3 separate regions of the Homo sapiens genome follow, and regions 1 and 2 are each linked to region 3. The links are chromatin contacts, found by Hi-C in ENCODE. All regions are on one chromosome and are shown on one strand. The core of a region is the stretch at or near the end of the contact, and the rest is flanking DNA. Distances in the headings are between cores, read along the strand shown. Region 1 holds the start of LCA5 (lebercilin LCA5). Region 2 overlaps LOC107986614 (a long non-coding RNA gene). Region 3 holds the start of HTR1B (5-hydroxytryptamine receptor 1B).

What was found. Hi-C counts contacts between places; a loop is a spot of excess contacts on that map. Pooled maps may share reads with other maps.
Region 1: a map of aorta shows a loop between it and region 3 (6-fold over the local background). The contact joins the promoter of LCA5 here to the promoter of HTR1B in region 3. A Hi-C loop is called at or near these places in 2 of 168 maps with a recorded cell type or tissue (aorta and ascending aorta), 1 of 37 single-sample maps with no recorded cell type and 11 of 50 pooled maps.
Region 2: a map of naive thymus-derived CD4-positive, alpha-beta T cell shows a loop between it and region 3 (14-fold over the local background). The contact joins the enhancer-like site here to the promoter of HTR1B in region 3. A Hi-C loop is called at or near these places in 1 of 168 maps with a recorded cell type or tissue (naive thymus-derived CD4-positive, alpha-beta T cell), 1 of 37 single-sample maps with no recorded cell type and 9 of 50 pooled maps.

Annotation. Positions count from the first base shown.
Region 1 is chr6:79,534,690-79,538,977 of GRCh38, forward strand. It overlaps LCA5 (lebercilin LCA5), which reads right to left and starts at 2,741. Exons shown (of 8, transcript NM_001122769.3): 1 at 2,476-2,741. It also overlaps a transcript of SH3BGRL2 not described here. RefSeq lists enhancers at 2,637-3,210, 3,205-3,254, 3,785-4,288.
Region 2 is chr6:79,862,231-79,866,917 of GRCh38, forward strand. LOC107986614 (a long non-coding RNA gene) reads right to left here. Exons shown (of 3, transcript XR_001744216.3): 3 at 512-3,487. Among named protein-coding and RNA genes, the nearest start is that of LINC01621, 52 kb to the left of the region's middle. Within about 2 kb of position 2,326, at least 2 of the 41 ENCODE cell types and tissues checked have a DNase peak (open chromatin) inside an H3K27ac peak, as active enhancers do.
Region 3 is chr6:77,461,527-77,466,208 of GRCh38, forward strand. HTR1B (5-hydroxytryptamine receptor 1B) reads right to left here and starts at 1,965. Exons shown (of 1, transcript NM_000863.3): 1 at 1-1,965. The coding sequence starts at 1,877. The coding sequence ends at 705. All of the region lies in intron 5 of LOC105377864, which reads left to right. RefSeq lists a silencer at 831-975.

The DNA.
Region 1 (4,288 bases), core at 1,491-3,990, 2.1 Mb after region 3:
TACGGTATTAGCAGAGGTTAAGCACAATTATAATTTCATGGATGTGTGTGTTTGAAAAGTGGGGGGGTAAATGAGGTTAGAAAAAGAAGACAGTGAAGTACGACCCTGTCTCAATAAGAGGATGCAGCATTTGCAAAAGTAAAAGGCATTAGATAAGCATGGCATATCACCAAACTGCAAATACTTTACAACTGTGCTGTCCAATACAGTGGCTCCTGAGCACCTCAAATGTAGCTATTCAGAATTGGCATATGCGGCAAGTGTAAAATACATGTGGAATTTTGAAAACTTAGTACATAAAACAGACCATAAAATAGCTCTTCTATAATCTTTCTTACATTGACATATGCTAAAATAATATTCTGGATATATGTGACTTAAAAATACATTAAAATTTCACCTGTATTTTATTGTGTGTCTACTGAAAAAAATGGATATAGCTCACATTCTATTTCAAATGGACAATGCTAGTTTAAAAGGATGGCACTGGCTGGGGAGTAGTGCTAAAGTAATAATAAGTGGGACTGGATCGGGTGGAAGATAATATCACAAGAAGAATCTCTATGTCATTAATAAGTTGGTTGGAAACCAAGGCTCTTCAGTAGGGTTAATATTATCAGATCTGACATTTGCAAGGATCCATCTCCAATCTAAGAATTGGAGGGCAGGAAAGCTGGAGGAAGAATATCAATTGGTCTCGATAATCACTGACAGACAGTGTTTTGAAAGTAGTATAACTAGAGATACAGAGTACGGAACTGATTCCAGAAATGTTTTTCAAGTAAGATAAACTACACTTGGTGACAGATTAAATATGAAGTCTGAGAATAGAGAAGAACTTGAGTAAATTCCAAAGTTTTGGGCTTGCAAAATTAGGAGAATGTGGTATTCAAGCAGGACAGCTTTGGCAGGGAAAGGTGATGGGTTCAATATTGGACATACTGAGTTTGGGATGCCTATGGATAGGAAATTTATGTGGAAATACCAAAAATTAGCTACAAAAGTTTGACAGTAACTCAAAAGTTCCAGATCAGAAATAAAAAATTGGGAGAGTGTTAATAAAACACAAATAGTGTAAGCCAAAGGAGAGGAAGAACACAGCCAAGAACACAGAGTAAAAAATAGAAGACGGAAGACTGAAGACTGGATTATTGGGAAAAACAATAATGAAATATGGTGGGCCGAGGAAGAAGATCCCACAAAGGAGTTGAAGAATGACAGGCAGATGAAGAACCCAAGAGAAGGGTAGCATCTTTATTTAATGGGCTTCCATTGTGTCCTACAGAATTATAGTTCCACAATATGTGTAACGGAAGAGATGTGACTCACAAAAGAAGAAAAATCTCTTTTCCAAAGTCACAAACTACTTTTTGATATTTAAAATGATACTTTGTCAACTTAGAGAATCAAAACAAACTATTATTTCCTATAACTTATTTGGATAAACATACTAGCTAACATGGGAAATCACAAAGTGAAATATTTAAAATGGTAATATAGAATTTAAATGTGGAACAACTGGAAAAAAACATAGATTAAAATAACCATGCAAAAGAAAGAGGGAATGAGTAAAGAACTGGAAACATCGGTTTTACCATTCTAAAACACATATAGCCACTCCCTCTGCCAAAAACTAAATGATGACTTCTGATTGCAAAGATATCTCTAATGCAAGTTCTTAACGTGAAGATAAAGGAGGGGAATAAATATGTATGTGCCCAAGTATACTTTCCAAAGAACAAAGTGAACAAAAAAGGGGTTTATATCAGATGAACTGGACCAGGGCTCTTCACTGTTAAACACTATCCCACGGTCTATCTAACGTAAACATCACGTATCTGAGTACCGACTCCAACTCGAGTATGCCAAAAAGGCACTTTCTTTTTTCTTTTATTTCTAACCATCTTTACTCCTCTCATCCCATCCCTGAAGGATGTATAGAAGTATCACAGCCTGGACAAGTACGGCTTTCCACTCTAACCACAGTTTTAATAATAACACATCTATTATTATCCGAGAGCTACCAAAGCCTCCTTTTCCGTCTTGGCCCTTGGCCCTGCCCCTCCTCTCTAGTCTTGAGTCTCCACGGGCCTCCGGGGTTTTTGTTTTGTTTGTTTTAATAACAACCACTTCTCTAGATCCGCTTGCTCCCTTTCTTCTCTTCTCGGTCCCAGGAAGTAAATACCCTTTCCCAGCTCCTCTCCTCCTAACTTCCCAGTCCCCCCAGTGCCGGTCAACCTCCCTTCCTCGGGACCCTCTCAGAAGCCGAGCTCTTTACTCATTTTCCTAGGTCTTCCTTCTCCTCGCGGTCCCTACATCCTCCCCCATCCCTAATCCCTTCATCTTCCCTGCTTTAAGAACCACCCGCAGGCCCCCATCCACGAACGCCCCTTCACTAGCTACCAGACGCTTCAACCCAGCCTCACCTCGCACCTCCACCTCCCCCGCCGTCTCCACGCCCACTTCAAAGCCCACCTCCAACCCGCAGGCTCTTCAGCAGAGCCGATGCGGCGTCCCGCCTCCTTGCCTTCCCTCTTAGGACCAAACTCCCAGCTGGGGCCTCGGCGTCTGACCGCCAAAGAGCGGGTGCCTGGTTCCTGCGGAGGCTGCCGGGCGGGTGCCGAGGTTGCCGAGATGCGGGAGGTTTGAACACAAGGATGGGACAGAGGCGAGGATCGGGGCTCCTGGGTGGCAGCGGCGGTAACCTGGGCTCCAGGGTAACGGAGGCGGAGGCCTAGACTGCACTACGAAGAGACCGCAGCCAATCATGATGACTCTACCCGAGCTCCCATTGGCTTCTGTCTCCAGACGGCCCTTTTTATTGGCTTCAGTGGAACTGGAAGGCGGGACGGCGAGTGCGGGAGAAGGTCTCCATTGGCCGACCGCTCTAGCTGTAGCGGAGACCCCCAAGTAGGGAAATTGGGGCAAAACGCGGAGCGCTCCAGGCTCCTACGGGCTGTGCGGTGCCAGGGCTCGACTGCTGAGCGTCGTGGGCTCCGAGAGGGACGCGGGCGGAGGGCAAAGTGGGTTCATGATATGAATTGTAAAATTGGCGACTGCGTAATGTAAAACACTTAACAATTGCTTAGATTTCCTTTGGGAAATAACTTGCTTTTAAATTGTAAACAAATTACAAACAAACTGCTAGTGCTTCTGGATCTTCTTACCGAAATGGCTGATTCAGGAGGATGCGGGGTGAGTGCACTATTGTTCCTGCCTCGAGATCCTGGCTGTGAATCACCAACGAGCCGTGAGTTTGGCTTGAAAGTGATTTTTAGGTTTTGGAACGGGTTTGGGGTGGAATGGCATCTGAAATATTTGCACACAAGTTTTTTTTTTTTTTTTTTTTTTTTTTTTTTTTTTTTAAGGAACGTTTTGAGGAGCATGTCAGCCTATTGAGCGCTGATGTGTGACATATTTTCTCTTTTAGAAATGGCATTAATTGCGGGAGACAGGGAAGGTAAAAAAAAATCCTCTTTCGTGAGGGCTTTAAACTGCTCCGAGCCATCTGATTATCAAGGTGGTTTAACACTACTCTGGTGTTCTCACTATTGTTAATTTCTCACTGGCCTTTTTACCACCATTCTGTAGAGAATCTAATATTTGAAGGCAAATGCGTTTAATGAATCTTCTAACCATGAAGATTGGTAATTCCTGCTTCTCGCTCAACCTCGTTTTTCCACCTTTGCACTGTTTCAAAGCTTTCATTTTATCCTGTCAATACATTTTACTTCAAGTTACAGACTAACCCACCCAAACAATATTGTGATTAAATGTAATTTTCTGTATGCGAAATACATCTGTACAAGATGGCAGTCATCTGTTAGTGAAAATAAGATGAGTAATCCCTAAATTGCACGGAATTACTTTTCATCAATTCTTTAATCTGTCTCTGCTGACACTGTTAAAATAGCTCACTCGTTATTATGGACTCTGTTAGAATTAACATGTAAATGTATGGGTGGATTACTTATAAAGGAAGTTGCTAGGAAGAATCAGAAAACATACCGTATTTACGTGGACAAATGTCTGTCACAGGAGCGTCAGATCAGGATTGCTGAAGGAGAGCTGAGAATGAAACCACCATTTATTCAGCACTCAGAATGCTCCAGGCAGTGTAATCTCATTCCATCTTCATTCATGACTCCAGACAGGTATTGTTATTCATTGTTTATACTTGAGAAAGCAGATTCAGAGAAGTTAAAGTATCTACCACAAGGTACGAAAGTAGTAAGTAGTAATGCCAGAGTACAAGCCTAGGTCTGCTTCCAAATTTCGTGGTTTCGGA
Region 2 (4,687 bases), core at 1,076-3,575, 2.4 Mb after region 3:
ATTTGAATTGAAACAAGTCCTTAGTCAGCAACTGAGCTGACTCAGGGTTCAACTCCCAGGAAGTTCACAGTTGAAGTAGTCTGGGCCTGACTAAGAATTCACACGTTCTCCAGCTCCAGACACATGACCTGTATTTTAGAACAGAGTCCAGTGCCAGCAGGAGACTGGAGAACGAATCAGTGACCAGTGTGCACTGCAGTCTGCAGCCATATTGCAGTCTCCATGAAACCCTTGGTTTTGGTCTTTCCTCATTTAGGGGGCTGGGCTTTCATGTGCATTTGAAAGCCAACATCCTTTAGTTCTTGGAAATGTCACTTATTACTTCTTTAGCAATTACCTCCTTTCCATTTTCTCTCTTCCAGAAATTCTTAATTAAATCTATTTCCTAGTTTGATCCTTTAACTTTTTTATTATTTCTTTTTCTGTTTTCCTGTTAGAAATCTGTAGGGGCTTTTGTTTGTTTTGCTTACCAGTCTATTTCCTTAAATTTATCTCCTAGCAATTCTACTGATTTCAGCTTTCAAATGTTAACTTCTAAGATCCTACCAGTTCTTGTTTTATGGATATAGTGTATTCTCATCTCCCTCTGAGGAATGTGGTTATAAAGTGTTTGGGGCTGTTACTTTTCTTGCCTGTATAGTTGCTGAATCCTTTGAGTTCCTCTTTAGTTTTTCCTTTTTTGTCTCTGCCTTGCTTCTCGAAGACTTCCTTGACATCTGTTCCTCTTTGTCAGTCCTTACTCATAAGAGTGAGCCCCTTGAGAGTGGAGTGAAGCTCTGTGTTCAAGGCTAGTCCTTATTTCCTGGTTAGCTTCACTGTGGGATTATGGGTAGAGATGGCCATTTTGTTGAGTGACCCTCAAATACTGGCATCTGTAGGTCTGTTCTCCTGCTCAATCTGTTTATCCAGAGAGCATCCTCCACTCTCCTAGCTGGAGAGCTAAGGCTGGTCACCAGAGAATGGAGGTTGAGTTAGGCAGGGGCTCACTACTTGGTATGTAGACTTTCACTGAATTCCCTGCTTCCATCCTCTTGCCTCACCTCCTCCACTTCTCCCAACTGGTGTTCCTGAATCTGTCCCTTCTTTGGGAACTTCAGAAAGTTAATCAAGTCTTTCTAGCAAATTCTAAAGATCACAAGGAATAGCTTACTCAGTGGGATCATTTTTACAGGGTTGCAAATCAGAACTTAAAGACATTTTTCAGGCATCGCCTTTTGAGGACAATGATTAAAAGGGGCTAAAAAAAAATCATTAAGAGCTTAGTAATAGAACAGCCTGATTGTGCAGGCTAGGATATTCACATGCATGCTCCCAGACACTTTAGGGTATAGGACAGGGCATGGGGTGGGAGTGGAGGGGCAGCCCAGGGACTTCCACGTGTGTCTTGTTTTGGGTTCATAAGAGGAGACTATGGGGTAAATCACTTTACCTTCACTAGTGAAATTAAATTAGAGGGTTAGAGTGTGGGATCTTTAGGTTCCCTTCAGCTCTAAGATCATCTGTTCTATTCCACAGTAATGAAGTCATCTCATTTTTATCCCTGTAGATAGCTAGGATGAATCATATACAGACATAAATTCTACTTCAAGACATTAAGGTGATATGACATGAATGTCACAAATAACAATAACATCTCCCACATCTTGTGGTTTGAAGGGATAAATGAAGAAGCAGTGTTACCTGTGCTTTGCACTTGTAGTTATGTGAGCTTTTCTGTCAGGCATGAAAAGGCAAAGGCTGTAAAATGGTTTCTTTTAAGGCTTGTTAACATTGGAATTTTATATTTCAAAACCTGCATTATATATTTAGGAAATAAGAGTGAAACAAACCAGTGTGGGTGGCTGGGGATGAATTTGAATGTGTAATTATACACATCACTTCTGAAGGGCAGCTGCAGGAAGCATGTTGATACGCTGCTCTGGGGTCTATGAGATTGGTTGCTAATGAATGCTTAGCACACACACATTTACACACACAGACACAGTCATGCATGACCTTGGCATCTGCCCTTGGAAATGTCTGGAAATGCTTTCAACACTGCCTTTGTATACAGTGAAGTGTCCTGGTAATCAGTCTTATGAGATACTGGGAACTATTTCAGCAAAAAATAAAAAAAATAAAGAGAAGGTATTATTCCTCTGGAAAACCTTTGTTCTTCCATAAGATTAGTTCCTTTCCCTCATACCTCCTTGGGATAAGAGTTTTCTCAATTAGAAATGTTTTTATCTGCAATTTTTAAGGGAATGGCTTCCTGGCACCCTTGCAGGTCTCCACACAGGCCCTGGAGGTGAGGCTCAGCTGCAGCCTGACTTGGCTTGGTGAACGAACACCTTGTCATGTTCTCAGGAATTTGGCATGAGTGGCAGTTCCGTGCGGTGCTGTCAAGGCTGTTGCCATTCACCTCCCTACCTTGTGGGAGGTTGTCACAAGGTCATTTCCCATCTGTTTTCCTGGTTCTGGTGAGGTATGGGACTTTCCATCTGTCCCCCTTCTTCAGGAACTGTTGCAGACTATAAAAGTGCTTGGCTGGAGCCTAGAGTTGTTGACTTCTCAGTCACAGGGTGAGGAGTGACCCACTGCTTGTGCTCCCCATCATCTCCCTCCTTGGCTTGGTGTCATCCTGTGGAACAATGGTGGCAGGTAGCTGACACCATGCTGATCTTTTATGCTGTCTATATGAGTTATAGATTGGCTAAATCCATTTTGGCTTGTTGTCTCCTTACCAGCCGAATCTCTAGAAATATGGCCAGCAAAGCTAGCAGCCGCCCCCATGCTATTGCTTAGTGACTGCCTGGCTGCTTGGTAGAAAACTCAACCAGCTTAAGAAAGAAGGGATGTCTCCTTTCCTCACATGCCAAGAAGTCAGGACACAGGCAACTGTTAAGTCAGCGACATGATGTCAGGGCTGATCCACTGCGAAAATTTCTCAGTCATCTTCGTCCTAAGATGGCTGTTCTGGTTCTGGATATCAAATCACATCTGCATTTAAGGCAAGATGAAGCAGTGAAAGCAGGAATCATCATCTGTCTGCTTTATTATGAAAGCAAAAGCTCTCTCAGAAATACTCCAGCAGACTTCACCTTGTGCACCATTGGCCATAACAGGATCATAATACCCTGAGCTTAAAAAAAAAAAAAATAGTTTCTGAAAAAGAGGAGCTAGATCAGCATGATGGGCCTACACTAGACCAGACTCGTCAGAGTACACATTTGGGCTGGTCTCCTTACCTTTCTGAACCAAACATGAGTTTCATTGGTGGGACATAAGAAGAGTATAAGTTGGATAGGCAACAAGTTGTATCTGCCATTTGAACCAGTGTTGCCAGTCCCAGCCTCTTATCCCAGCTCAGTAGGGAAGACCTGTCAGTCGCTGACTCTACTATCTCTTCTTGCTTGCACATCAATTATATCTCATATTTGAACTGACCAGTGAATAACTGGGGCATTGCAAACACAATTTCCAGTTCTTCAGAAACTGTAAATCCAATCTGAAAGAAAACAGTTGAGAGTTGTCACGATCAAGGACTATAAATGCACCAGCACCTGAACTCCTTCCTTTTCTTACCTGACAACATCAAATGTTTAGAAGCAAAATGACATTATGTGAACATTGAGAGTCTGATGCCACCATAAGCTTACCCACCTTTGCAGTATTCCAAATAAAATAAATTTCTTTCAGGTAAGAGTACTACTATATCCCATCTTGTTTAAGTAAGAGATAATTGGGATTATTGCCTGCGTTTGGGAAATTGATACAAGAAAAAGCCAACCTACTTTGTCTGGAGGGTAGAAAGTTATTCAAATGCTAAGATAGGAACTAATCCCTCAGGAGCTAGGCTATGAGAACTTAGCCTACCTTTTCCTTCTCTCCTACCTAACTCCTAAATATCCCTCAAGATGCTGCTTAAAAATAATTTTCTTTTTCATGTGTTTATTATAATGCTTACCACTGGCACACTGGAATTATTTACTGAGACAGTTGTCTTACCCACTACATTAGGAAATTTTCCAGGGGAACAGTTTTGTTCCAAACACTTAGCACAAAGTAGAATGCACAGTAGTAAGTTCTTAACATGTTTTTGTTGAATAAAATCTATTTATACCTTCCTTGATGGCTGTCAAAAAACTATTTAAAACATGCATAATTAATAATGTAATTAAGTTCTATATCTTCATTGAAGCACATCAAAATAAAAAGTGCATTTATGGTCCAAAACAAAGACACAGGTAAAAAGCAAATTCAAACCAGGAAAAATATCTGCAACTCTTATCATATAAATATGATTTATTTCCTTAATATGTAAACCGTTATAAATTGAGATGAAAAAGATCAATCAGCCAAAAGATAAATGAGCGAGGACATGAACAGACAGTTCACATAAAAATGACCCTTAGTGAGATGACACACAACCTTACCCATACTTTTAAAAATGCAAAGAAATGATAAGTGAGAAGCCATTCTCACTTATCGTGTTGGCAAAAATCCAAAAATTCTGTAATATACTCTGTTAGTGAGACTGTGGGAAAGCAGGCACTTTCAACATTTCTGTAGGAACCCAAGTGGTACAGCTCTGAGAGGGGACCATGTAGCAGTTTCCATACAGTATTACAGATGCTTTCACCCTTTAACTCAATTAACCTATAACAGGGAGTTTATCCTATGGAAATCTCTGCACAGTTACAAAATG
Region 3 (4,682 bases), core at 715-3,214:
ACACTCCTCATCTCCCATTCCCACCCACCCACCCCCATATAGTTTCAAGTATAATAAAAATAGAGATCTCAGCATCAGAATTTTGCTGTTAACTCTTCAAGGTTTCTCTGCGCCATCCAAGCCACACATAGGGTTTGAAGCACCAAATCCACAAGTTTCTCCAACCAAGTTTAAATAGACAAAAAGTGAAGACTGAATGATGCCAAAGTAACTGTTCTTAAATTAAGCTGTAACACAAAGTTCTCCCCCCAAAAACACAGGGCATTAAGCGTCTAGTTCAAGTACTGCCAGGCTGTATGTAGATCTGTCTCAGACAGGCTTCAGACAACAATTACAAGTACACTGCTTCTAGTGGGCATTATCCACGATACCAAAGCAGGGCAGGGATTCCCTTCCATTATCAATTTTTAAAAGTTGCAACCCCCTTTGGGATTGGCTGCCGCAGGGTCAGTGCTGAGCCCGGGGCTTGAGGGGAGGAAGTGAGCCTCCTCCTGGGCAGGGAAGCTCTACATTTAGTTTCAACACTTCTCCTTTCAGAGCTCTCTCTCAGGACTATTCTGGCTTCTCAGGATCCATTGCCCTTGCCCAGGAGAGAGAGCCTCGCTGGGACCCAGAAACCGCGAAAGAAGATTCGACCTACCTGTGGAACCAGACACAACTTGGTCCCCAAAGGTCGCTTAGGCGACCCCACTGCAAACGGCAAGTCAACTTGTGCACTTAAAACGTATCAGTTTATGGAATGCTTGTTTAAAGTCCTCATTGGACATGGTATAGATTATGGGGTTGATGAGGGAGTTGAGATAGCCCAGCCATGTGAAGAAGTCAAAGATGGCTAGGTGGAACCAGCAGGCATCTTTGCAGATAGGCATCACTAGGGAGATGATGAAGAAGGGTAGCCAACACACAATAAAGGCTCCCAAAATGATCCCTAGGGTCTTGGTGGCTTTGCGCTCCCTAGCGGCCATGAGTTTCTTCTTTTCCAGCAGGGCGTCGGAGACTCGCACTTTGACTTGGTTCACATACACAGGAGATCCGGATTCGCTGGGCACGTCGGGAACCCGCGAGTTAATAGAGGTGACCGAGGACGTGGACCCGGGGGAGTCGGTTATCAGCTGGGCTCGGGTCAAGCGCTTGCCGGTCCTGTTGGGCGTCTGTTTCAAAATCCGGGAGCGGGCTTCTACGTAGATGCGGCCATAGAGGGCGATGAGGAGCAGGGTGGGGAAGTAGAAAGCACCCACCGTGGAGTAGACCGTGTAGAGGATGTGGTCGGTGTTCACCACGCATTCCGACACCTCCTCTTCGGCCTTAGCCTGACGCCAGAAGAAGGGCGGCAGCGAGATAGAGATGGAGAAGACCCACACCAGCGCGATCATGACCGCCGCCCTCTTGGGAGTCCTTTTAGCTGAGTACTCCACGGCGTCCGTGATGGCCCAGTAGCGGTCCAGGGCGATGACACAGAGGTGCAGGATGGAGGCAGTGCAACAAGTGATGTCCGACGACAGCCAGAAGTCACAGACCACCTGGCCCAGTGTCCAGCGGCCGGTGACAGTGTACATGGTGCTGATGGGCATCACCAGGATGGACACAAGCAGGTCGGTGACCGCCAGAGAGGCGATCAGGTAGTTAGCCGGGGTGTGCAGTTTCCGGGTCCGGTACACTGTGGCAATCACAAAGGCATTGGAGAGCGTGGTGGCCAAGGTGATGAGCGCCAATAGCATAACCAGCAGTACTTTCCAGGGTAGGGAGATGGAGTCCTGGTAAATGTAGTCCTTGGCGCTGCAGTTTTGGGAGGGAGCAGAGGATAAGTTGGCTTGAGGAACCCAGGTCTCGGAGCCCGCGGGCGGCGGTGGAGCGCACTGAGCACCCGGTTCCTCCATGGCTCTCCTCGCCCCAGCTCCGGAGCGCAGCTCTTGGGCATGGAGCGGACGAAGGAGAGGGCGGAAGGACCGTGGCGATCGCAGGTTTGTCCCCAGTTGATAGTTCCGTGAGTTCCTCAATTATTCCTCCGCCCAGGTTCACAGCTGAAACTAGAGGTCATGGGTGCGGCAGCCAAGGCAGGCGGGCGCCTCCCCTGCACTTCCAGAGCGCCTAGCTAAGCCGCCGCGTCTGTGGTTGTTCCTCTCCACACCGGGTCTTAGACCTGGGTTGCTAAGAGCTGGCCCACCGAGCCCTGCTCCGCTCCAGCTCCCTGGAGGCGTCTAGTGCAGGAGGGTGAAGTACTGCTTGAGGAGAAGGCTTTGACCAAATGGGATCTCTTACCCCAGTTGCTTGAGGCTGAGCGTCTCCTAACCTGGACGCTTTTGGATCTGCAGACTTTGCCCACAGGAGTTTCCTAGGTGTAGAGACCAAAGCTTGCAGGCCAGCGAGAGGTCCCGAGATCTTGCATTCCCACCCCTCGCCCCAAGCTGGGGCACTTTTGGGGGGCTGCAGCGGCCGCCAGAGCTGGGTGGGGTGAAGTCTAGGAGCAGCGCTGCGCCGCGCCTCGCGCCGGAGCTCTGCCCTCCCTCTCTTTTCACTCTCTGGCCACTCGGACGAGCTGCCCCGCGGAGACGGAGCCATAAAAGGGGGGACACGGGGGCTGGAGTTGCGGCTGCTCGGGCCGCGCCGCCGCCACCGCCACCCTGGTCCCACGGGAGCCACTCGGAGCCATGCCACTGGGTGCGCGGGTCTGGAGGACCTGGCGCGGCACACTGGGAAGGGGCAGGTGTCTGGGGGAGCTGGAGGGACGCGGCGTGCACCAGCCCGGGAGAAGCGTGCGAGCTACGGAGCAGATGGGCTCTTTATATAGAGTCCAGGTCCGGTCCGCCAGAGCAGTGCAACTCGTGCGGCGCGGCGGGTGCGGACGCCCGCTCCCCATCACCTTCCCTTTTTCTCTCTCCCTCCCTCTTTTCCCCCCGCCCTGTTCCTTTCCTGGCCAAGGAAGCTCCCGCCGGGTCCTACCGCCCTATCTCCCCGCTTCCCACCCTGGGCCATCCTCCCAGCCCTGACAACCTGGAGCTGCATTTCTGGTCAGGGGAAGAAGGCGTCCTGTTCTCGCCTCTACGGACATCAGAGCTTGCTGCGCTGACCTCCAGTGAGACCCATGTCCTTAGCCATGGTCACAGGTTTAGTCCAGCAGTCTGGCCCTAGGCTCCTGCCTACCACTCCCACCCTAGGAGGCCAGTGTTAGGCGGGGAAGCCCTGGTCTCTGACCTCTCCGCTCTAAAATCATATCCAGCCCTGATGGCCACACCCAGGTTAGGAGGCACCAGTAATATCGCTGTAGAGGGCCCAATGTTTGCATTTTGTACTTTGCCGTCCTTAACTCTTGATACAATAAAAACTATTTTTTCATCTAGTTTTAGAAATTTGTGTTTTTCACTCAACTATGAGTCAACAGGGAAAAAGACAAGCTATCTGCGAAAATGTAAAAGTTATCACAAACAGAAGCCAACTGTATGTGAAATTAAACCTTCTGCTCCACCATCCTCTTCCAGCTGCTCAGTGCTTCAGTGCCTCTGGAAAACAGTTGCCAGTAAGCGTGTTCCTTCCAACAGCCTACCTAGAAAGGAGGTCATCAGAATTCAAGAAAAAAGGGGGATGGTGGGGCGGGGAGGACTGGAACCATCATCAGCACCATCTTGTGTGTCTCCTTTGCCTTCAACTAATATGTGGGAATGTCAGCCATAAGCTGCAGCATGCAATACCAGTACCTAGGTCTCATGACCAGGGACGGATCCCCTGTCCTCAGTTTCTCCTCTGACCTCAACAGAAACAAATGTAGGGTAGAGATGCAAATCAGAAAGTATGAAGAAAAGCTCCAGGAAAGGACAAGGTATTTTCAGCTCGAAGGATTAAATGATCCCCACTACGAATTCCTAGAGCCTAGATCCATGTTTGGCACCTAGAGTGTATCTAATAAAAACTGCATTGTAAATGAATTCATCTGTTTAAGCGCACATATATTTTAAAGAGAATCATTCTGTGTCAGAACCTAAGGCTATCTGATCTGATCCCTCCACCCAGTTTTAGAGGAAGAGTAATTGAGATCCTTTGAAAGAAGAGCTTTTTACCCAAGGCAATAAAGCACAAACCCAAGTTCCCTTAATTCCCGGTTCTCTAAACCAGGCAAGCAGGCAAAAAATAGAGTGCCTACTCTATGCTGAGTATTTTTCTAGGCATCCGAGGTATGGAGGCCAGTGGGAGTAGACTCAGACCCTCTTTTCCAGCAGTTTACATTCTAGAAGAGACAGACAATAACTACATGAACAAGTAAATAATTAATACTTATACTTTTCTGTAGTGTTAAGTGTTTTGAAGAAAAACACACATACACACATGCATGCATTGAGAGTGAGGGTACTCCTTTAACTAAGGTGGCAGCTCTTCAAGGACGTCCTCTAGATGCGGTCTGGGCTGCAGCAGCCACCCTGAGGATAAAAGCACAGCCTTCTCTCTTTTTCTCCTCCAGTCCTAGCACCTAGCATTTTGCCACCAACCTTAAGCCTCATTTTCACCACATTTTAAGGGATCCTTCCCATTCTCCCACCCCATCCACCTAGATAAACAATTATTTTTGTCAACTGCAGCGCTCACTTAGAAACCATAGAAGAGGGAAGCAAAGCCGGCGAGTTTAAACCGCTAGGTGGGGGCATTGGCCAGGACGGATCAAAAGTGTGTGCGATTGCGGGTGTGTCCTGTGG